3 separate regions of the Mus musculus genome follow, and all the other regions are linked to region 2. The links are chromatin loops, found by intact Hi-C in ENCODE. Cell type or tissue: heart. All regions are shown on one strand.

The links. Peaks named below come from ENCODE experiments on the same cell type or tissue, not always from the same donor. Only the 100,000 strongest peaks of a DNase experiment are listed, where the experiment ranks them.
Region 1: it touches region 2 in a loop (2.8-fold over the local background); 5 of 42 quality-filtered maps call a loop at or near these places.
Region 3: a loop joins it to region 2, with 8 times the contacts of the local background. A loop is called at or near these places in 20 of 42 quality-filtered maps.

Annotation. Positions count from the first base shown.
Region 1 is chr10:120,872,232-120,880,231 of GRCm38, forward strand. All of the region lies in intron 1 of Msrb3 (methionine sulfoxide reductase B3), which reads right to left. Among named protein-coding and RNA genes, the nearest start is that of Gm15910, 19 kb to the left of the region's middle. In heart, CTCF peaks have their summits at 543 (motif pointing left), 3,634 (motif pointing left) and 4,172 (motif pointing left); DNase peaks (open chromatin) are centred at 350, 4,160 and 4,540; H3K4me3 peaks cover 1,758 bases; H3K27ac peaks cover 5,196 bases.
Region 2 is chr10:121,030,857-121,038,856 of GRCm38, forward strand. Wif1 (Wnt inhibitory factor 1) reads left to right here and starts at 3,148. Exons shown (of 10, transcript NM_011915.2): 1 at 3,148-3,634; 2 at 4,110-4,249. The coding sequence starts at 3,487. In heart, CTCF peaks have their summits at 1,139 (motif pointing right), 2,620 and 3,095 (motif pointing left); DNase peaks (open chromatin) are centred at 2,635 and 3,095; H3K4me3 peaks cover 1,999 bases; H3K27ac peaks cover 1,024 bases; H3K27me3 peaks cover 900 bases.
Region 3 is chr10:120,935,406-120,943,405 of GRCm38, forward strand. All of the region lies in intron 4 of Lemd3 (LEM domain containing 3), which reads right to left. Among named protein-coding and RNA genes, the nearest start is that of Gm50589, 27 kb to the right of the region's middle. In heart, CTCF peaks have their summits at 3,162, 3,362 and 4,555 (motif pointing left); no DNase peak of the experiment used is centred here; H3K4me3 peaks cover 330 bases.

The DNA of each region.
Region 1 (8,000 bases), 160 kb before region 2:
AATCACAATGCGCAGCCTGAGAACCGTTAGACATAAATAAAGATGTCATTTTCACGAGTGACTGCGGAGCAGGCAAAGACTGCATGCCTTTGTAGCAGACTACTGGCTAATAAAAGATCAAAGGTCTATACCTCACAACGCCGTAAATAAAAATGTAAGTTTTTTTTTCCCCCTCCATGAGACCCTTCCCCATGAGGGATAAAGTATGTGCGGTAAATGTAATTACTTAGCAAAGCTGCGGCCTCTCAGTGCTCCCGCAGCTGACCATAAAATGCCTTCCTATTCCGTTTCATCAACCGCTGTACCAGGCGGCCTGGGCGCCTACGGATCACTGTGGCCATCTGGCTTGTGTCAAAGCCAGCACACAGGAAGCAAGGCAGTGACGTCACTCCGCAGGTCAGGCAAAGAACAAAGATGCCGGCTACAATTAAAAGCCTAGGACTGCAAATACCAGGGGCTCAAAGTGGCTGTGATTTAATAGTCCTTACTCGATCTTTTTTTTTTTTTTTCCCCTACCCAAATAGCCAGAGCGCCATCTAGTGGCAAATTGGTCTTGCCCAGTTTGGGGGCGTTTAAACTGCTTTGTTTCCTTTTTGGTGCTTAAAGTCGACCCTGGAAGTGCTATACTAACACCAAGCAGTGCAGCAATGGATAGAGTTACTGACACAGACACCTTGGCTTTTCGGATGTGGAAGAACGAAGGAACACAACCTGTCATGGTGTGAGCCACTCACAAATCTCCCGTGTTATAGGCTGGGCACTGATACAGCCTTAATTACGTGAATGCTCACAAGTATGTTAGAGAAGGTGGGCAAGTTTACAGAATGCTTGTGAAGTGCCCAGCACCCTGGGAATATGTGTCTGAGCCATGGACTGAAAGGCAGTTCTGCCCACCTGTGTCTGCATGCCCTGCTTAGCTCCGTCCAACAGAAGCACCCACGAGATGCGCCTTTAATGTGTCCGGTCCGGGAACAGGAGCATGGTAAACAATATTTTGGGACTGAGGTTTTGAGGGAAGAGAGGGAGGAGTGTGTATTTTTACACTTGCAATAGAAAACGGACCCTGACGACAGATGTAAAATACACAACCCATTCCCAGAAAGATGCCTGTCACCGTGGATGTGTGCTAGCTTTGTTGCCGGACTGCCTGGCTGGAACTCTGTCTGTCTCTGTAACTGCTTGTATGACCTTGGACAAGTTACTTACCTTTGCTTCTCCGACTCTAAAATAGCAGTTCAAAAGAGCAATTAGCTAAAGGGACCTCTCCTAGTATGTGGTATATGTTTTTTTAAAAAAAAGTTAGCTGTCAGATATTTGCTTAGTATTACATGAGCCGGAAAACATTTACGAAAACTAAATCTCCCATCAGTACATTCTGATCCTGGTTTCACCTCTGCTCAACTCTTCCCAGGTCCTCCCAGACCCCTCCTCCCCATCCATCTAACTCCATGCCTTCTTCCTGTGTTTCTCACCACATCCTATCCTGTCCCATGGCCCTGCTGGATGCACTGCTCACGGTTTCCCCAGAACAAGCCTCCGTTGCGAGTCCATGCTCTCTGATACTGTTTCCCACCATCTGCTGGTCACAGCATAGCTTTCCCAGCGCTGACCCTACAGAACGCCTGACGAGCCCCCGGCTCTCCTATGGCAGTTTTCAGGATACTGGTGTGGTTTGCACTCTTGCCTCTTCTAAATTAACGCTGCAGGGCAGGGAGGGGACCTTTTTGTATCTCACTACCCAGCACATGACAACCAAGCACTCAGTCACTTCCTGAGTAGAAGACTCAATGTAAATGATTAACCTATAAAACTGGTTGTTCTGGGCATCTCATTTCCAGTGTTGTCTCCCCCAGCTGCTTTGCTAATGGTGCTAAAAGGAATTGAAATCTGTGACAGTGTATGATTGCCAGCCAGGGCTGTAACAGGTGGGATGCTGAAAAGCACCCTCACTAAAAATTCAAAGATAATTCAAACACCTTATGATTTTCAAAGATTTCTACTTTCCTATCTAATACCCCGACTGCCTCAGAATTCTAACGTCCAGATCATGACTGAACTCAGTTTGCGAGTGGTTTTGGTTTGGGTCTTCTCCGACTCCCCCGTTTTCCTCTCTGCCCTGCAGTTGAACAATGTACTAGCAAGAGAGAGCATTACCAGGGAATCCAGAGAATTCACCAAGCTGATAATTAGTTCCAGATAGAGCTGACTGTACCCGTGGACTTGAAGTGTCAGCCCTGAAGGTCGGATCCCTCGCCAACAAATGCAAAGAACTGTGTACGTGAGGGGTTTTCACAAGCTGGTGAAATGCTCTCCCCCCAACGCCAAAAGCCGATTGCAAATTAGAATGTTGTCGAGGGCAATTTTTAAAAACATAACACTCAGATCTCACCACGGTCTTCTTTCTCTCCTGAAAAAAAAGGTGTGCTGACAGCAAGAACCAAGAAAGCAATCTTACAGGGTTTCTCTGTGTAGCCCTGGCTGTCCTGGAACTCACTCTGTAAACCAGGCTGGCCTCCAACTCAGAAATCCACCTGCCTCTGCCTTCCAAGTGCTGGGGGTTAAAGGTGTGTGCCACCACTGCCCAGCTCAGGAAAGCAATCTTAAAATAAAGACCACCCTTGACAGAAAATGCTCCACTGACCCGTGCAGTCTCTCAAACCCCCACTTTCCCCATTTCCCTTAGTAGAAATGTTACCATAGCATCTCTGAACCTCTAACTAAAATGCCTGCTATAAAGTCCAACTGGAAACATTGTGTTCATGGGCATGGGGCCTGACATACTTTATGTTCAACTGTCATTGGCTGAATGGATGGGCAGCTCCTTTAGCTGCTGCCTCTGTGAAGTCAGCGGCTGGATAGGTAGTGATGGCACCACCTCTGCTAACTCTGATGCGCGGAAGCCTGGGTTTTAAGAGTGCCCCAGTCTTCCGAACCATTTTCAAACTAAAATTAGGAAAGTTGAGAACTGCTGCTTTAAAATGTCTTTTTTTCTACCACAGTGCAAAATGTACCTATGCACTGTTCTAACGGGGCCATTGATGTCGCAGTTTATATGTGTTCTGTGTTATATGTGTATTTCAGCTACACTTTGTCTTCACATGGGTTTTAGCGATCTGAACTCAGATGCCCTGTTTCTTTTCTTGGTATATAAAAAGCATCGACAAGACAGAAAAACCCACATAAAGCAGTTTAATTTTTAATGTAAAAAAAAAAATACTTTCAGGGGGAGGACGACTGGAGACTGAACCTAGGGCCCTGCCCCTTCTAGACAATCCCTCTGTCACCACACTTCATCCCAGGCATTTCTGTCGCTTTTTATGTGAAATGGGGTCTTGCCGGCCTTTAGCACAGTCTATATCCCAGGCAGGCCTCCACCTCGTGCCCCTCGGCCTCGCCAGGCCCAGTTTAGATCTGGTTTTTCAATTGTTTCTTTCTGCTGTTCTGGTTTTCCTTTTCGAGTCCTTGAGATCACACTAAGACCCTCACTGACCACGCTACGCTTCAATGAGGTGTTTTACGCTGAGGTTTGCAAGCCTCCTCCGTAAACATAGAGCTTGTGATATCAGTCATTAGAGAGGCACATGGCACCCCTACATTAACACTACAGATCCCACGGAACAGAGGCGCAGCGCCCCCTGGCGGCATCTCCTATGGCTGATGGTCACTTTCTCCCTTTGCAGAAACCGTGTCTGTATCTCAAACACTATTCCTTTTATCCCAGCCTGGTCCTTCGACTCCCTCTGGGTTTCTGTTTGCTTACTCTCTCATACTTAATCTTTACCTTCCAGATGCTTGCAATCTGACAGAGAGCTATAAAGCTCTAGAGCTGACCTTCCTCAAAGCCCCCAGTGCCTCGTTTTCTAAAGGTTTCTAGATAACAGTGCTATCTGCTTGTGTGTGTGCTGTGTGCTTTTATTCGCAGGAACTTCCCTATCGTTTTATAACTTCATAAGCTAATCTACTTCATGTTATTTAAATATTTGCACGCGTGCATTTCATATTACCATGAATAGTAACCGGATTCAAGTGTCCGAACTCTGTGAGTCTGAACGTGTGATTCCGAGGTAGCTACTCCTACTGCTTGCTATTCTCTGGTTATTTCTGGCTCTCCACTTCCCACGCTAGGAATGCGGTTCCTCCTGCTGCCCCCTGGTGGTGGAGAGGCCACACGACACGTTCCAAGCAATACATAAGCTGCAGAGTTGGTCAAAGTGGCGCTTTCCCGAGCCTCTTAGCTGTTGGTGTGAAACCATACAACGTTTGCTTTTCTTCTGTAATAATCCCAGCTCTACGGTTAGTCCAGAGCAGCTCTGTTAACCATGACCCCGGAGGAAGGGAACAAGGAATAGAACTCCCATCTGGCCCACAGAGAGTATGCAATGCAAACAAGAAGGGAGCCTTCAGCATGTGCAGCCCTTGGTATCTGCAATAGTTTGTTCCAGCAAGAATTACCGTTCGGATAAGAACTTGTTTGACGTGCCAGGGCAGCAAGTGATGGAGCCAGAAGAAAGTCTATTTTAATCTCCTCTACTATATTAAAAATTCCTTTGGTCTGGAGAGAGCCCCGAAGTGAAGAGGGAACATTTTTCTTCTAGGGGAGCCAAATTAGTTCCCAGTAGTCACGTCACAACTACTTGTAACAGCCGCTCCTCCGTGGCGATCACGTACCCCTGGCCCCAGGAGCACCTGAATTCATGCGTATCTACCCCTACTCCCGCCCCCAATACAATTTAAAATAATATATGTTTAATCCTCACGGACAGGAATTCTGGTGCTAAAGATTACTGTACCTATTTCAGAAAACGCATTCCAGAAACATGAGAAGTCCACCGCCAAGGTCATGGAACGTCACAGAAAGCCTACGGTCGCTCTCCCATTAATCACCTCGTTACTGACTGTCCCAAAGCTCCTCTTATGGTGGCAGGAGAGGACTTGCCTCCTAGATAAAGACACTGAAGACCAGACAATTGCTGTTTCACCACAGAGAGGTAACTCTGCCCCAGTCCTTCAGAAAGCAAAGCGGCCAGTCACTCCATGGCAAAGTTGGTAAAAGTTGAATGAATGGATGGATGGATGGATGGATGGATGGATGAATGAATGAATGAATGAATGAAATCCTTTATCCCAAAATGGCTCCACAAGCACTAACCACATCCGCTGCAGCATCTTACTGATTCCACAAGAGGGGAGCCTGCACACAAGGGCACACAGACACGATGCTCGCATTGTAGCCAATCAATAAATACAAGGAAAAAACAACATATTTGCCAGTAACTTTAGTTACTCCAACCCTAAGGTTAAGCAATCATAGAAACCGTTCCATTTTTTTTTCAACCTAAAAATAAGCAGCCAGCAACAACAATAACAACACACACAACACCAGACACAGACACACACTTATACACATGCCACACATACACACTCACACACTATACACACACACTCATGCAAATACACACATACCACACAACACACACATACACAGACATATGTGCACTCACACACCATATACACATTCATGCACACTCACACACACATACACACTGCATATACACACTCAAATGCACACACCTGTGTACCCACACACATATACACATGTCATAACAATATAAGCTATATATATGTTATTTTTTAATTTTATATATATACACATATATTATGTTATTTAAAAAAAAATAACCCATGGACAGATACTTGGCTGTTTCTGAACACACTGCAAACACCAGCAGCATTCTTCACACATGAGAACAAAAAGGATTTAGCAAAGAAAGCCAGAAGGGCAATCAGAAGCAAGTCTGAAGGCATCAGGCTCTTCATCTTGTGAAGCACAACTTGACCATAAAATGGCTCCCTAAAGTCCATCTTCCCTGTATAACAGAACCCCCTGGGATGTTAGCTCAGCATACAGTCACAGGTCTCAGTCTCCCAGTAACTAGATTGGAATATGCCACTGAACCGTGGGAAAGAAAACGTAAGTCTGTAGACGGTGTGACCTGTCAGAGGGACTTTAAAGGCGAAGTCGCTTGCTTTCAATTTCATGTCCCCCACTCCTGGGACATGGTTCACAGTTCATAAGCATGTGTAAGCCCCAAACAGAAGTGGCTTGATGAAGAAGGCCAGGCTATAAAGCCACGAACCAAAGACGGTTGCCAAGTTTGACCTGGCACATGAGAGAAAAATAAGTTTCTGTAGTGTCTGAGTCCCTCTGCTGTGTCTCTCTCTACCACAGCACAGCTAGTCTCTGGGCTATCACAGGCTAAGCAGTAAATACACGGGTGCTGTAAAATGAACAATAGACAGATCACAGCATCAATAGACTAGTAAACACTGGTAGACAAACTACAAAAGCAATGGAAGAGGAACCCTTAGCTATCAAATATCTGGATATTACCCAAGTTTGAAAAGCCAATATACATTGCTATGACTATATCAAAATTATAGAAGTGTCAAAAAATAATGATTTGAAGCCACCTCAGTGGAGTGAGACAGAGAGGTGACACTGGAAGGTATTGCTTAGCGCCTTTGCAGATCTTTTTTATAAAAATAAAATTAACATAGGAAAAGCATACTGTGCTCCAAATGACCTTTTCATCCAAAGAAAAACACTTCCTAACGTTGTCTGAATTGGTTCTATAATTCTTGGCCTGGGACTGTAAGTTAAAGTATCTATGTCTATGGTATCATTTGTGTGGCAAGGTCTCACTAAGTAGCCCAGGCTAGCTTCAGATTTGTGAGGATTACTGAGGCAGGAGGATTATGTTGAGTGCAAGGCCAGCCCAGGCTACATGAGAACCTGGCCAGCCTGGTGTACAGGATAAGATCCTGCCTCAAAACAAAACTCAGCTCCTTCCTTCCTTCCTCCCTCCCTCCCTCCCCCCCCCCCTCTCTCTCTTCCTTTCTTTCTTTCTTTCTTCACTAATTTATTCTTATTTCTATATTTCTGATTGTGTTCCAAAATATTCCCAACTACACATCACCAAGATTGCAGGCGTGATTTCCTGGTTCTACTGAAACCACTGCTACCCAGGGGACACTAACTGACCACAGCTCTGTTTCCATTCTGCGGCCTAAATGTATCCTTCTCTTCTGACCTAGGAGGGGGAACCAACTCTAGCAGAAGTTCTGCTGCTCCGAGCAGAGCCATTCGCTTCCGATCTGATCCCCCTCACATCTGCCCGGCTGTCTGCTGCACGCGCCCTGGGTACTGACTCTGCTCACGTGCAAACACGACTTAACATGCTCCAAGACTCATCCCCATCACCAGAGAACGGTTCGACCAATCTATCCCACTTTTAAGACCTATCAGAGTCACTTCTCTTGCTGCTTGTAGAGCTCCAGCCTTCAACAGACTCTGACTCTCACATTCTTTATTATTTCTAGTGCCTCCCTCGGCGCCTGGCTCTTAGGAGACAGCCAACCTATACCATTTGAATGAATGAATGAATGAATGAATGAATGGATGGATAGATAGATAGATAGATAGATATTATGTTCTGATTATGACCCACTGCTCAGTTCCTCCCTAAAATATCCCATTTCCTAGAGATCTCTACAGATCTTTAGTTTCCTTACCATTAAAATATGGATTATAATAATAGTTATTTCATTAAAGTTTGCATTAAATGAAATGTGTTATAACACCATATAGCACAGCGCATGAATTTTACATTCCCTATCCTGAAGGAAAACAAAAGGAGGAAGAGGAGGAGAAGAGTATGGAAATGAGGGGGGGGGATGGAGAGGAGGGAGGAGGGAGAAAGAGTTATACAATTACAGAATTTAATTAACTTAGTTTAGAATATGGAAAGGTGAGACCATTAAACACATAACTTCACAAGAATGATTTTTTTTCTACTTCAGGAATTACACTTTAGTGACCTTATATATGTATGTATGTATTTATGTATGTACGTATGTGTGTATGTATATATATATATATATATATACATACACACATACATATATTTCTTTACTTTGACAAAAAGTAAAATTTCAAATTT
Region 2 (8,000 bases):
AGATGTCACGTGCCACCACAGCTGGCTTAAATTTAGGTGTGAGTGAGTGTGTGTGTGTGTGACTGCATATGTGAGTGTGTATGAGTGACTGTATATGTGAATGTATGTGAGTGTATGTGAATGTGTGTGTGTGAGTGTGTATGTGAGTGAATGTGTATGGGTATGTTGGGTGTGGGGGAGTGTGTATTGTAAGCATGTTTGTGTGAGATTTTGTGTTATGAGTGTGTGAGGTATGTATATATGTGTTTGAGTGTGTGAGTGTTTGTGTGTGTTGTGTGTGAGTGTGTATAAGTGTGTGTTGTGAGCATGTATATGTGTGAGTGTGTGTGCATGCGTATATGTTGTGTGTGAGTGTGCATGTGTGTGTATATGGGTGTGTGTTGTGAGCATGTGCACGTGTGTGTGTTTGTGTGCACACATGTGCATGTGGTGCACACAGGACAGAGGGGACATCAGCTGTCTTGCTGAATCGCTTTTCAATTACTCCCTGAGGCAGGAGTTCTCACTAACCCAGAGCTAGGCTAGCCACCAGTAAGTCCCAGGCATCCTCCTGTTGCAGCGCCTCAGCACTAGGGTTACAGGAGCACAATACCTCGGACAGCTTTTTATTTGTTTGCCAGGGATATGAACTCTGGTCCTCGCGCCTGATCAGTAAGGGTAAAGACTCTCACCGGCTTAGCTATCTCTCTAGTACCAATAATTTTTAAATAACGTTTTATGTATCTCTAAAAATACAGTATGTTTCCTGTTGGAGAAAAGTGAACAGAAAAATGTAGTTGGTAGTATTGGTGGTGCTGTTGCTGTGGCCACTGATGATGGTGATGATAATGATGATATAACACAGGCTACTTTCTCTGTAGTCTAAGCTGGACTTGAATTCACTAGTAGCCTCGGCTGGCCTCATTTTCACTGAAACCCTCCTGCCTTAGCCTCTGAGTGCGGGGATAACAGGCATTTGCCACCACACCTAACAAAACAATTGTCCAGAATTGGGGAAATTTCTTGATAGCAGGATAAATTGCTGTCTCAACATCAAAGACGACTGCTACGGAAAATCCTCACTTGGAGGAAGCTGTATTATGATAGAATTTGTTCCCCTTTCAGTTCTCAGCTGGCGTTTGACAAGAACAACCTGTAGAGGGCGTCCTTACACCAAGAGCCATGGAGGTCTGAGCAATACTACGGAAGAAAAACCTTCAACGAAAACCACATTCCAAGTCAAAAAGAGTCTATTGTGTTGCGAAATTATTACCTGTAACTGAATGACACTGTTTTTACAATATTAAAGGGTTATAAGTTTGCCTAATATAGTAAAACATTATATAAATTAATATTCACTGCAACAATTAATTAATAAAATAGAATGTTGGGAAAAGATCCTTTTTTGTTTGTTTTTTGTTGTTTTTGTTTTTGTTTTTTTGAGACAGAGTCCCAGGTAGCCCAGGCTGGCTTCAAACTCCATATGTCGATTAGTATTAACAATGAGCTCCTGATGCCTCTGCCTCTACTTCTTTAGCCCCCAGATTACAGCCTGTGCTACCACAACCAGTTTAAATGTTTTGTTTTAAAGAAAGAGTAGATGTTAAGCTTTTTTGAGGCAAACCGTCTTAATTGTGATTTGCAAGAAGGGGCTTTGAAGTTAGAGCGATCGTGATTTGAATTCCTACTCTTGTCACTCACCAGCTGAATATCTGCGGTCAATTTACTAGACTTTTAAAGCTTTGGTTCCCCATCAGTAAAATGAGAGTAGTAACAGTAGCTGCCTGAGAAGAATTTTTAAAATGAAGCTTCATGGAGTTCACAGTCACAATGGACAGTCTTCGTGTCTAACTCCCAAACACAATACCTTCCTACCAATCTGTTAGATACCTACACAGATTTCACAGTTTTAACACATGTTTCTTCTTCTTCTTCTTCTTCTTCTTCTTCTTCTTCTTCTTCTTCTTCTTCTTCTTCTTCTTCTTCTTCCTCTTCTTCTCCTCTTCCTCCTCCTCCTCCTCCTCCTCCTCCTCCTCCTCCTCCTTCTCTCCTCCTCCTCCTCCCTTCCCATTCCTCCTTCTTTTAAAAAAATATGCTTGTGACCTAACATTTGTTGAACATGTACGCGTCCAAGTCCGGCTTCTATTCTGTAGTTTCTGTTTTTGCCATCCCCTGCTGAGAGACCCACCGCTCTACAAAGGACAGAAGGGAACACAGCCCAGCGCCAGAGTCTAGATCCTTGGGGGGCATTTGCTAGAAAGCCACTGGGTGCAAAAAAAAAAAAAAAAAAAAAAGTAAACAAAGCTTTTCCGGGGTCTGAAAACTTTCTGTGTTTTTGAAAAACCATTTGTTTCTGCTTTCTCTGTACGTTCAAGGAGGCAGGCAAAAAAGCCTTCCGTGCAGAGGTAATGCTGCAAGCCGCCGCTAGCTAAGTGCTCTCCCACCAGACCCTCAGTCTTACCCTCAAGCGCCTAAGATTTCAGAGACTGGGCGTGAGCCTCCTAATGTTTTCCCCCAAATCCAATTTTAAGGGGAGTCCTACCGTCGTAGAGCAGGGATGGGGGGAAAGGGATTACAGCTATCATCGAGGTCCTAGGGAACTATTCCGGGTGCAACTGGGTTATCAAGAAGACAAACCACGCCACCTGTCGGGTGTCTGTCCAGTGCAGAAATAAATGAACGTCCTGCGAGGACCAGCGCCTGCAGTAGCCCGACTAGCCTGTGGAGTCTCAGTATTTAACTTCCTAGGAGAGAGAGAGCGAGAGCGCAAACTGTCAGCTAGAGAAGTCAGAGTTTGCAGACAGGCACACAGAGATGCAGTCTGAAATGTAGTTCGAAGAGAAAGGGTGGGCTGGCTATGTGCTTTCCGTTAGCTCCACTGTTAAACGGAATTTATCTTTGACCACGAATCGAGCCCAGATTTTTTTGTTTGTTTGTTTATAGCACCCCGGCCATCCACACGTGTCTCTTCGGGCGGCAGGAGGCCTGAGTGATGACCCAGAAGTCCCTTTGGGTGTGTTTCTTGGTTGTGTCCCCGTTTTCATTCACCTGGCGCAGGCGAGCGGGGTCTACCGGGTACCGCGGCCCCGCCCCCGCGGCTCCGCAGCGCTCCCTAGTGGCGACCGCCTGCACACCACCGGCCGCTCTCAGTGCTCGCCTTTTGCCAGCAGTTCCCGCGGTTCCTCCCTCTCGAGTGTGCTCCTCTAGCTGCTGGCGCTGTGGGACGTGCTGGCATTGCCAGCTTTGCCAGCATCGTGTCTCTGCGTCCCCCTCTCCCTCCAGCCCCCACCTCTTTCTACGCGGCCGCGCATCCACTCCCTCCTTGCTCCCTCCTCTCCAGCACTCCCAGGCTCACTCGCAACGGAGACTGGAGACTTGCACGCCCAGTCGTTTAAGTAGGAACAGCTCCAGCCCCGCCAGCTGCAGCCAAGGCGAGAACTTCACAAGCAGCACAGGTTGGGTCGCTGCGGCAGGAGTTGCACCACCAGCGAGAAGGTCCTGAGCACCATGGCTCGGAGAAGAGCCTTCCCTGCTTTCGCGCTCCGGCTCTGGAGCATCCTACCTTGCCTGCTCCTGCTGCGAGCGGATGCAGGGCAGCCACCTGAGGAGAGCTTGTACCTGTGGATCGACGCCCATCAGGCTAGAGTGCTCATAGGTAAGGTCCGGCATCTGCACCTTCCCAGTGGTCCTCAGTTTTTCCATTAGAGCGGAGACACGTGCACCGAGTGTGTTTTAAAACAACTTCAAGGGTGACTGCCCCCTCTTTTTAAAAATCAGGATTCTCTATTTAGAGGCTTATGAGATTTTTTTCTCAAAAAAGCAAAGCCGACCCAACATCCCAGCCCTGCTGTTGCTAGTCCTGACTGCAGATTTGTAACAGGAATCCAGCGGTGGCACCCGCTTACTTCACTGTAAGCACTTTTTTTTTTTTTTTTTTTTTTTTTTTTTTTTTTTTTTTTTACCACAGAGAGAGGAAAAATAACTCTGGTACTGTTGTTGGTATCAAAGGCAGGTGCTTTATGAAAAGCAGTGACCTGCACTGGTTCCCAGGGGTTTTGCTTTCTACATGAAACGTCTGTTTCTTAGAAACGCAACTAGTTTGATAGGTTTGTTTATTATTTACACAACAGGATTTGAAGAAGACATTCTGATTGTCTCGGAGGGGAAAATGGCCCCCTTTACACATGATTTCAGGAAAGCCCAACAAAGAATGCCAGCCATTCCTGTCAATATCCACTCCATGAATTTTACCTGGCAAGCTGCGGGGCAGGTAAGTTCTGATAACAGAGCGGTAGAGAAAAGGCACTCTTTTGTATTTCAATTCTCCCGTGGCCCATAGTAATAATAATGGTGTGTGATGTAGCTCCGGTGGCCCGTAGTAATAATAGTGGTGTGATGTATACCATTTAAAATTCCATACAAGTTCTTGCCTGGTTGCCAGAGCACACAAGGGATCAGTTCCAATGTATTTAAAGTTGCCAAGTAAATGGAGAACTCTAAGGGTCAATGTACTCACGATCATTACTTTAATAAGATTTGGTATCCTGAGGTTTTGAGTATAAAGACCCCAAATATCCATATCATGGTGTTTCTGTAATCACTGATATTAAAACATTAACAAAGTATTTAGAAGACTTTCAATACTAACTGATAATCATTTGTGATGGGATTCATACTTCACAACAAAATAAGTTCGTAGGTATTCTTGACATGAATTTTAGAAGGCTGATATGCTGAGTGCTGCAGATACCACACATTTCTTGTAGAAGTTCAGAGACTCAAAAAAAGTAATATAAAATTATGAAAAATAAAGACTACTGATTTTCTGAAGCGACCACTCAAAATGCTTCCCTATGGAAATAAAAGAGAAAAAAGTCTATGTCACCAAAGCGTTCCTCTCAGTACTTAGCATGCAAGGCCTTCTAAGTTACCTTTTATAGATCTGCAGGACTGTATTAATGTCCTCTGATTTGGGAAGGGTAGGATGTTTGTGTGACTTTAAAATTGTCTAGAGGACAAGTGCACAGGATAAATTCTGCTCATTAGTTGGTAAAAATGTGTCTGCTATGAAAACTATTGTAACTATAATTAACTGCACATTTTCAGGTTTTTTTTTTTAATTCTAAAATTACTTAAATAGCCATTTTCAAGAAGGATGCAATCAAGAAAACACTTTATAAAAAGCAACCATGCTAAATCAGGAAACCACATTGGTGCCCTGCAACTGCCTATTACACTGCAGTCATGACCACTTCAGCTGTCTTTTTATCCTCAAGTTTGTTCTATTTTTAAAAGAATCTTTTAAAAATAGATCTCATCCAGACTGTCTGTGTTCCTTCTGCTCCGTGGTTTTTTTGTTTTTTGTTTGTTTGTTGTTGTTGTTTTGTTAAATGATGTTTGGTAGATCCAGGTCAGACATTTGATGGTCCCGTTTGCACAGAGAAGTTGATTGAAGCCTCTGTTGTTTTTGTTCCTGCCTGCAATCCTCTCTTCGTAGATACTTGATGTGCAGTGTTGTTTGGTACATTGGGAAATCACTAATGAGTAACTGGGCTTTCATGTTTTCCTTTTCTTTCACCCAAATCTGTTTGCTGGTGTTGACCACTTGTTATTGCGCTCAACAGCCTATATTTTAAAGATGCTTTTTCATAATAATGTTAGAAAGTAGCTTAACCCCTACCCTGCCAGATGAAAGGGGTTCGTAACTGAAGAATGGTAGAAAATGCCAAGCTCCCTTACACACACACACACACACACACACACACACAGAGAGAGACACAAAGAGAGAGACAGAGAGACAGAGACAGACAGAGACAGAGTCTTTCAAAGAATTAAAAGCAAAGGCTGCAATTCCATGCTACCTTGTGCATTGCCTTGTAGCACACATATCTGTAAAAGGGATTGGCATAGTGAGCAGTCTTAGGGCTGTGTTTTGGAGGGGTTGGGGAAAGCTAGAGCCATCTAAGGACCTCTAGTATTTTGTTCCTTCCTGCTTGAGGTTGTGTTGATTAAATATATGGCTCATCTCTTTGGGCAGAACAACAGTTAGCGCTCCAGCAAGTGACTTTGTTCACCAGGGAGAGATAACAATGTTACCCCTTCAGTAAGTGACTTTGTTCTCTATGGAGAGGTAACTCCAGGCCATTACTCGGAATCCGCGTGTAGCATGGATAGAACTTCCCAAAGCTGAAAGAGGTGTGTTTTAAATCTTATTTAAATATAACTAATTTTGCTCCCTAAAATAATGTGACTCCGGCAGCACACATTTTGACATGCCAGGGGAATTCGAAGACGGGGAAAAATGATGACTTCAATATCAATTAAGTATTTTGAAAGGCATCCATAGCTTATGCCAAACCACATCGCAACATGAAAAATGAAAAGTTCATCCCATTATCTAGTTATTTAATCCAAATGATATCAAACACTTAGGCATTTCAACACTGCAGAAACGAAACATATCTGATTAATTAAATTTTAAGCTGTGGCTCTTTTAGCAACATGTGGACAAAGGGTTTTTTTTTTTTTTTTTTTAAGAAGATACAAGACCTAGTAAAAGCAATAAGGAATCATGTATTTCTAGGAAGTTTTGAGCGCAGTCACCAAGAGTGTTGAGAGCCATTTAAAGCCCACTACCAACCTCAGAGAACTACAACGGAGCCACTACAACGGGCTTCATTTTCCCATAGGGAACTGATCAGATGTTATGCAGGTGTTCTGGTATGTGGGGAATTGTGCAGACTCTCATGTCAGATGAGCGCATGGGTTACCAAGCCAGACAGACTGACTTAGGCAAGGAAAGGCTCAAAGGCAACCTTTCAGTGGGACAGTGTATTTCCAGAAACAAATCTTAAGACAATTGAATACATGAACATACAGTTAGCAGAAAAGTCACTTAGAGGTCCAGCGATCACAGCAGCATGTGATGAAGCAATGGATATTTTAGGCATCATTTGACACCATGGAGACATTTCTTATTAACAAATTAGTCTGTGATATAGCACTTTTTTTTTTTTTATTCTACTATAAATAGGTTGGCTGTCACAGGAAAATCCATTTGGTCAGCTTCCAATCTTTGAAAACATAAGCAGTGTGTGTCATAGAGAGACTGGGACATTTCAGTTTCCCCACAGTGGGCACGTGTTGATCTGTCATCTAAAAACTAATCTCAGATTAGACGCGTATGAATGGATGAGTTTATGTTGGATGACTATTAAATTGTACGATGTTCTATGTTGTATAAATTCTTCATCAGTATCCCGTATCATCTCTATACTACACATCATCAATACCTATTATTCTATATCATTTCTACACTACCTATCACTCAAGAAAATGGCAGAAAAGGTGGTTTTCACAGGCAGTCATCTATGGAGAGCAGGTATCTCACTAATGTTTCTGTGGTCTTACTAGTTTTTGAGGTTCTCAAAAAACATGTTTTAGAAGTCTTCGCATCTGAAATTGTTCTACCTGAATTTCTTTTCTTTCTTATTCTTTTTTCTTTTTTGGTTTGGCAAGTAGGTGGGAACGTTTGCCCCCATTTTCTCTTCCATATAAAACCCTCATTTTGTGGCTTGTCTTTTTCTAATGTATTTTAGCTGGGAAGAGTTTCCATTGAAAAAGGCTTTGTAGTCACGAAGGGGAAAGACCCTTCCCTGCTGGGGACAACTGTCTAACAGTTGTTATTTTTCAATGAGTCCGTGCCTCGTTCGTAGTCTCTAAATTTGAGGCAGGCAGAGGCCATAAACAACCATTTTGGCTTTCTAAATTAGGCGCTAATTAAACATTTTATTTGGAAAATAACACTTCCTAAACCCCAAGGCTTTCAAGTAAAAAATTTAATGGGAAGTTTCGTTAGACAAATCTGAACTCTAACTTTAGGACATTGGTGCTGAGTTCCACATGAACAAATTTGGCGTAAGGCCAAAATGTTTTATGGATGTAATTCCTATGAGTACAGATGTGATCTTTATATATAAGGCTGATACAGACCTGATCCTCTAATGATAACATAGCCTATT
Region 3 (8,000 bases), 95 kb before region 2:
TGACATTCAGTTAGAGGACTGAGCAGTGAGGTTCCCCATGCAAGTGTCTTTGCCTGCCCCTCTTCCCGCTACCACCGAGCAGAGCCACTGTACCCTGTGTTGAATGTGGGCTCTGGAGACCACACTGAGGTTCTCATGCTTGTGTCACCTTTCCTCCTGAGCCAGGTCATCGCCAGGCCAGCGCATGGCCTGGGTGCACACTGAAGCCAGGACAGTCAGATAACAATGCATGGCGCTGTATCTTATACACCATGCTACAATTCCGCTTATCGTGGAAAAGAGGGTCTCACACACACATGAAAACTCCTTTTTTCAGCCAATTTGTATCCACTGTATATGTATTTTGTACTTTAATAAACTCCAAACATTTACTTTTCTTCCATTGGCTCTAGGGATCAAAAAGTGGGACCATACACATGCTGGGTAAGCCAATATACTAGCACTGTTCACCCAAACCCTATTCAATTTCTTTTAAGAATTCTTTATTTTATGTGTATGAGTACATTTCTTCAGTCACACCTGAAGAGGGCATCCGATCCCATTACAGATGGTTGGGAGCCACCATGTGGTTGCTGGGAACTGAACTCAGGACCTCTGAAAGAACAGTCAGTGCTCTTAACCGCTGAGCCATCTCTCTAGCCCCCTATTCAAGTTCTTAAACATATCTTTTTTTTTTTTTTTTTTTTTAAAGATTTATTTATTTATTATATGTAAGTACACTGTAGCTGTCTTCAGACACTCCAGAAGAGGGCGTCAGATCTTGTTACAGATGGTTATGAGCCACCATGTGGTTGCTGGGATTTGAACTCCTGACCTTCGGGAGAGCAGTCGGGTGCTCTTACCCACTGAGCCATCTCACCAGCCCCCATATCTTAAACAACTTTTTAAAAAAAAAAAAAATCTGATGGCGCACGCCTTTAATCCCAGCACTCAGAGGCAGAAGCAGGCGGATTTCTTTGTTTGAGGCCAGCCTGGTCTACAAAGTGACTTCCAGGACAGCCAGGGCTATACAAAGAAACCCTGTCTTGAAAAACAAAAAACATCTGTTTATCTTAATACAATATATATTTAATTATGATCCACACCGCACCAGCTCTTTTGCTAGAAACTACAAGCACAACACTAAACCAAGCAGCTGAGGTCTCCTATGCTAATAAAGCCCTTTACAAAGGATCACTTTATGCACTTTCTATAGTGCAAAGGCTGTGTTTGAAGTTTTAGAAATCTCTTTTAAAAATGATTTTAGAAATGTCCACTGAATTATTTTACCAATAGATTCTCCAATGACACTGGAAATTGTTTTCATTGGACCACACTTCGACTTCCTAATTCACCGGCAATTTTGCTTTAATACATCTGATCTGCAAACATACCAAATTCTACAAAGCACCGCTCACTGCCAGGGATCATAAATGACTGACACAAAACTTTTGCTAGGATTTTTAAGATAATAAAGGTGGCTTACAGGCCATCTGTTTGAATTTGCTTTATAGAATATAGCCTTCACCCTTCTTACCATCATCTTTCTGTGTTACAAAAGAAGCCGGGTCTTTTACATAAAACAGTATTATCTACTTTTGAAATGGTCTGGCTATGCAGTCCTGGCTTGTTGGTCTCACAACTGACTGAACCAAACTTCAATTGCTTTCGTACTCTGAAATTTAACTTACATTTGAAGCATCTGATAATGTTTTAAAACATAAATTTTCAGCAGTTATTTTAAAGACCAAGTGCACCTGGAAAGGGAAGTGTGTGTAAATGTACATGCATACAGTATATTAAAGGAATATAACCTCCCCCCCCCCTCTCCAAGTGCTCATGGCCAGTCTCTATTCCTCTACTCTTCTACTTCTCTACTCTCTCTCTGCCTCTACTACCCTCTTAACTCCTCTCCCCATGCCCTGAATAAATTCTGTTCTATACTTTAAAAAAAGAAAAAGAAAACAAAAGAATACAACCAAGAATTAGAAATGTGATGGGGCCGCCCATGCAAAGGAGCTGCCAGGCAGAGACAGCTCTATGCACCTCCACCTAGAGACTGCAGTTTGTTTTTGAGATGCTATATGCTATACGCCAAGAAACAACGCTGTGCGAGGCATGCTGATGGATCTCTTTAATCCCAGGACTCAGGAGGCAGAGGCAGAGATCAGCCAGGTCTACACAGTGAGCTCCAGGACAGCCAGTGCTGCACAGTAGACCCTGCCTTTAAAAACAAACAAAAACTAGACTTAACCATTGATTCAATGGAAACTTGACTTCTGTATCCAGCAGATCTGAGACTAGATTTCAGTTCCATTACAAACTACATATGCACAACATACTTAGTGAGGTGTACGCTATCGATGACATGTAGCCATTGTTAACTGCCACGTCAAGGTGTTCACAACAACTTTAAAGTGTCAACTGCTTATCCACACTGGAACTGACGGGTTATGGACCTAGCTGATCCTCAAAGAAGTACAACGATGTTACACGGAGGACACGCTCTCTACTCCTAGGCTGGTCACAGTCTAGCCGGGTGACCCAGTTATTATACCTCTAAGCTTTAATTTGTTCATAAAGTAGGTTTCCTGTCCTCCACCTTGTTAGATGAAGTTGAACTTGAGACCAGCACACGGCATAAAGTGCATACTTAAAAAAAACGATTATACAAGTCTCACTGCCTCACTTTTTAAAATACTTCTTTTCCTTTTACCAAATTTCTACTAGAAGATTTAACTCTGCATAATGAGAACTGAGAAAGGATGAAGGCATCAAGATGGAAAGACAAGCAAACTGGAATGAGGTTGGGAAAGTGGCGATGGCGCAGACACCGCATGTCCAGACACACTGTCTCCAGAAGAGAGAACTTCTGCTCAGAGTAACCCGCCCTGTCGCGTCACAGGCCTCTTGAAAACCCTTCATCCCCACATAAAGCCTCACCAACAGAGAGAGATCAAGGGGCCAGGCTGAACCGTAAACTCTTATCTGCCAGCACTCGGCACGTTCACAAAGTTCTACTTTCCCATTAAGTCTTCACAGATCTTAGGTATTGTGCATTGTGTCAGAAGTCCATCGGGTTTTGAAAGCACCTTAGAAACCGAGGCAGCACTCGTCAGCCGGCCCACAGGGATGCCGTGAGTGCTCCAGCTACAAACACATCGTGTGTTTCCTACGTGCTCCACCAGAGGGACCTCTCAACTTTCCCAACACTACCAAACTACGAAAGCTCAATGAAAGCACTTGGTAAGTCAGAAATATATCTATATAAATACGCTTATTAAAACTCCTTTTGAAGGAGAAAGAGTAAGGAAATACTAATAAAATGTAATTTGTCAAAGTCAACAAAACAGAAGCTCCGTGCTGGGACTTCTGTACCATGAACCAGAAGCCAGGGATGCTGGTGAGCACTGGAGGAGTGGTGGGAGTGGCTGCCTCATTTGCTACTGTATCCCAAAGTGTTCACTTTGTGCAGATGAAATCATAATATAAGTACCTAGAAATACCTAGAAATGAAATGTACAAGAATTCTCCATAAACAGAAAGCTTGCTGTGTATACCTTACAGTCCTTGTCTGATACCAAGTAGGGGTTTCTTATACTGCTGCACAGATAAAAAAAAGTCAACTGGGGCTAGGCTACGCTCAAACTGTCATTCTAGATTAGGAAGTAATATGAACATTATCAAAAGAATTTTATAAAGCTCAGGCTCTTTGAAAAAGTAATTTCCTTTTCAGGACTATTTCCTAAGGAAATGACTAGAAAAAACGTCAATGCACATTAGTTACATAGTAAAATATTACCCAGCAATTTAAAAACTTAAGCTGCTTAATGGGAGAGGCAAATGTATGTGATTCTAAGGATAAACACATGAATATTTGTAATAGGAATATTTATAGTCATACTAATTTTAAAAGACTAAAGAAAGCTAGATCAAATACTACCATAGGTTACTATTATACAGTGAATTTAAAACTTTTTCCCTTTATTTCTCATGAGAATTAAATTATGATGGTAATTTTTACTGAAAATAAAACACTATTTTAAGAAATCCTTAAGAGACTTGTCTAGAATTTGAGACTTTATTTTTGACACCCCCCCCCATCCTGTTTATTGATTGGGGGGGTATTATTGGCAGCTCTCGAAACTGCATCTATGATGTGATAAACATATATTTCACAATCTGAGGCCAAATAGACTAACACAGATGTGCATACATATGAACCTAATGAGTATTAATATTTGAAAATAACTTTAAGAAATGGAATCTCGACTCTTTTTATAATATGCAGTAAAAAGTCTATAGAGTTAAAAACAAAAGTAACCCCAGCCCTCATTCTGGACCATGAAACAGGAACTGGGGACACATCTTAGTGAGAGAATGCTTGCCTAGCAAGGCAAGAGGTCTGATCTGCTAGGGTCAATTCCTAGCACTGCAGAAACAGAAACAAACAAAAAAGCCAGCAAAATGGGGGCTGGAGAGATGGCTCAGCACTGATTGTTCTTATGTCCTGAGTTCAAATCCCAGCAACCACATGGTGGCTCACGACCATCTGTAATAACATCTGACGCCCTCTACTGGTGTGTCTGAAGACCACCAGTGTACTTACATATAAATAATAAATAAGCGTACTTAAATATAAATAATAAATAAGTCTTAAAAAATAAAAAAGCCAGCAACACAAAACCTAGACCAGACCAAACCCACCACCGCCAAAATCCAACTGTTAGGAAGTATAAAATAATTTTAGGAAAATCATCGTAAAACTACAGAAGACCAGGTTCCATTCACAGCACCCACATGGCAGCAGCTCAAAACCTCAACTATAATTCCAGGGGCCTGTACCCTCTTCTGACCCCTAAGGGCCAAGCACACCAATGGTGCACATATATAATTGCAAGCAAGCCATTCATACACATACAAATATACACTTTTTAAAATTTCACTTTCAAAATGTCAATATTCAGAAAGGTTAACGGAGAGTACAAATACACAGAGCTAGAGTCTGAATCTAGGTCTAATCTTGATTAGAAGACACCGGCTGCATCTTTCTGTAGTGCATATGTAAATTATACAGTAAGCTAAAAACTCAGTCCACTTTCACCTAGGGAGGCCATCTTAATCCCAGCACTCAGGAGGCAGAGGCAGGCAAAACCGATGAGTTCAAGGCCAGCCTAGTCAACAAGGTTATTTCTAGGACTGGGCGGCCAGGGATACAGAGAAACCCTGTCTCAACAACAACAAAACCCCAACTCGGTTTACTTTTGATGACAGGCATGTGTAACAGAACAACTAAAGTTCATTGAAAATTAATTACACGTTTTCAAGAATATACAAAAGAATCAGCAAACCCCACCATTTGATATTATTCAGTTAATAGTTAGAGGTACACTAAAAAGAACAAAAAAGGCAAAGTGTTTCACTCAAGATATTATGGAAGCATAAAATGAGAAAAGAGAAGAAAAAATGAAAATATAAGAATCAAAAAATCCCCCAAATTTGGGTAAGGAATTATGCATTCAGATTGAAGAAACCCAACAAGTAAGCAGGAATGTTAAGTCTAAATAACAGGAGCAACACATCAGGAGACACTGCCGCCTTCAGTGGCACATGCCTGTCCCCAGAGCTGGGGAAGCAGACCAGGAGGCGGTCCCTGGAGCATACTGGCCACATAGCTTAGGTGAAGCAGGCAGCTTGGGATTTTTAGAGAAAGGAGGAGACCATTGAAGAAGACAATGTTGACCTCTGGCCTCCTTCCCCACGTGTGAGCCTGCACATTTATCTACCCACACATATGCACACGTGTCCACACACATACACATACCATTATTATCACACACATGTCCACACACATACACACACCATTATTATCAAACTGTCAAAAGGCAAAGAGACTTTTAAAGAAGAGAAAAGCTGCTCATCACATAGGAGAACCTACGGAATAGTAAGATAAAACACATGAAGTGCTGAGAGAGGAAGAAAAACCAACCAACCCACCCACCCACCTGCCAGCCAGGGTTATCATATCATATCATATCCAGAAAACTAACCTTCAAATATGAAGAAATAGTTCTCATATAAACAAAATTTATGAAGTTCAATACCATTAAACTGTCTTATAAAAAATACCAAAAGGTATCTAATATTAAATGAAAGATGCAAGCAGCAACATAAAGGTAAATAAATTTAAAATTCACTTATAAAGGTTCATACAAAACAAATACAAAACATTGTAAAAGTGATATATACACTTCAAATACAATATACAAGTTAAAGAACAAAATTATGCTTTAAAAGCTATAAATATATTCATGTAAAAAGCTATAAACATTAATGGTTATACAATCTAAAAGACACATTGATAACATAAAGGAGGATAATAAATTCAAAAGCAATTAAAGCATTTTACTACAAAAGAAATACAAAAAAGAAGTACGACAGGAAAACAAAATTTCAGGCTGGAGAGATGGCTCAGTGGTTAAGAGCACTGACTGCTTGCTCTCCAGAGGCCCTGAGTTCAAATCCCAGCAACCACATGGTGGCTCACAACCATCTGTAATGAGATCTGATGCCCTCTTCTGGTGTGTCTGAAGACAGCTACAGTGTACTTAAAATAAATAAATAAATCTTAAAAAAAAAAAAAACCAACAAACAAAATTTCCATACAGAGAGAAAGCAAGTAGAAACAACAAAAAGTCTGTCCCGTCAATAATAGACGTCAAATAAAAATAGAAGCACCTAATCGTTGGGTTGATGGATGAATGTAAAGGAAACCCACTTTAGCTTTAAGGGCACACACACAGGCTGACAAGGATAGAGGAGAGAGAGTCCATGGGAATAGCTAACTACTAAGGATGTCACACAGACAGGCAGCTCAATCCACTCAGAAGATACAGCAGTTATACTGGCATACACACATTAGAGAGCCCACAGGCAGAGAGAGGAATTAAAGGCAGGATGGAGGGAGAGCATACCACTGTTGAGAGTAGATTGCTATAAACAACTTTCAAAACTGGACAGAATACACAGATAAAGATCAGTGAGGAAAATGATGGCTTCAATACTACAAACCAGACAAACATTTCATTCAAAGAAAAATACATATTTTTCCCTTTTTGAGGATTTCAGAAATGAGCACAATGTATTTTCACTGTACCTACCTCTCCCTGCTTCTCTAAGTCTTCCCCTGACCCTCCACAAACAAACGCCCCTCTAAACGCACGCCCTCTCCTTCTAAAAACTGCCTGTGCGTGACTTAGCAAAGCCACTAGTGTTGCCTGGGTTTAGAACTAACCACGTGAACATGGCCAACCAGCCATGGGAGCTTCCTGAAGAGCACTGATTCTCCTCCTCTCAGCCACTGACTACAGCTAGTCAAATAGGTATGGGGTTTATGTGTCCTTCTCCATTCGTGCTGGAACACTAATTGGTGTGGTCCTGGGCAGGCATGAAAGAATAATTCATTTCTTACTTACTTCATTAGGAAAAAAATTACTACTCAAATTCTTCAAAGAACAAAAAGAACTTTCCCAAACTTTCTTAAACTTTTAACACTAATTTATATATTTATTTACTCTGAGTGTGTGTGTGTGTCTGTGTGTGTGTGTGTGTGTGTGTGTGTGTGTGTGGGTGTGTGCGTGCGTGTATACATGCATGGCCATGAGCATCCAATGGCTCACATGTGGCAGTAAGAGGACTCTTCTTGCACCACGAGTCTCAGGGATTGAACTCAGGCCGTCAAGCTTGGCAGCAAGTGCATTTATCCAATGCATGATCTTGCTAGCCCCCAAACTGACTTTTTTAAAAAAATTTTTATTAAATATTTTCTTCATTTACATTTCAAATGTTATCCCAAAAGTCCCCTATACCCTCCCCCCGCCCTGCTCCCCAACCCACCCACTCCCACTTCCTGGCCCTGGCGTTCCCCTGTACTGGGGCATATAAAGTTTGCAAGACCAAGGGCCTCTCTTCCCAATGATGGCCGACTGACTATGCCATCTTCTGCTACATATGCAGCTGGA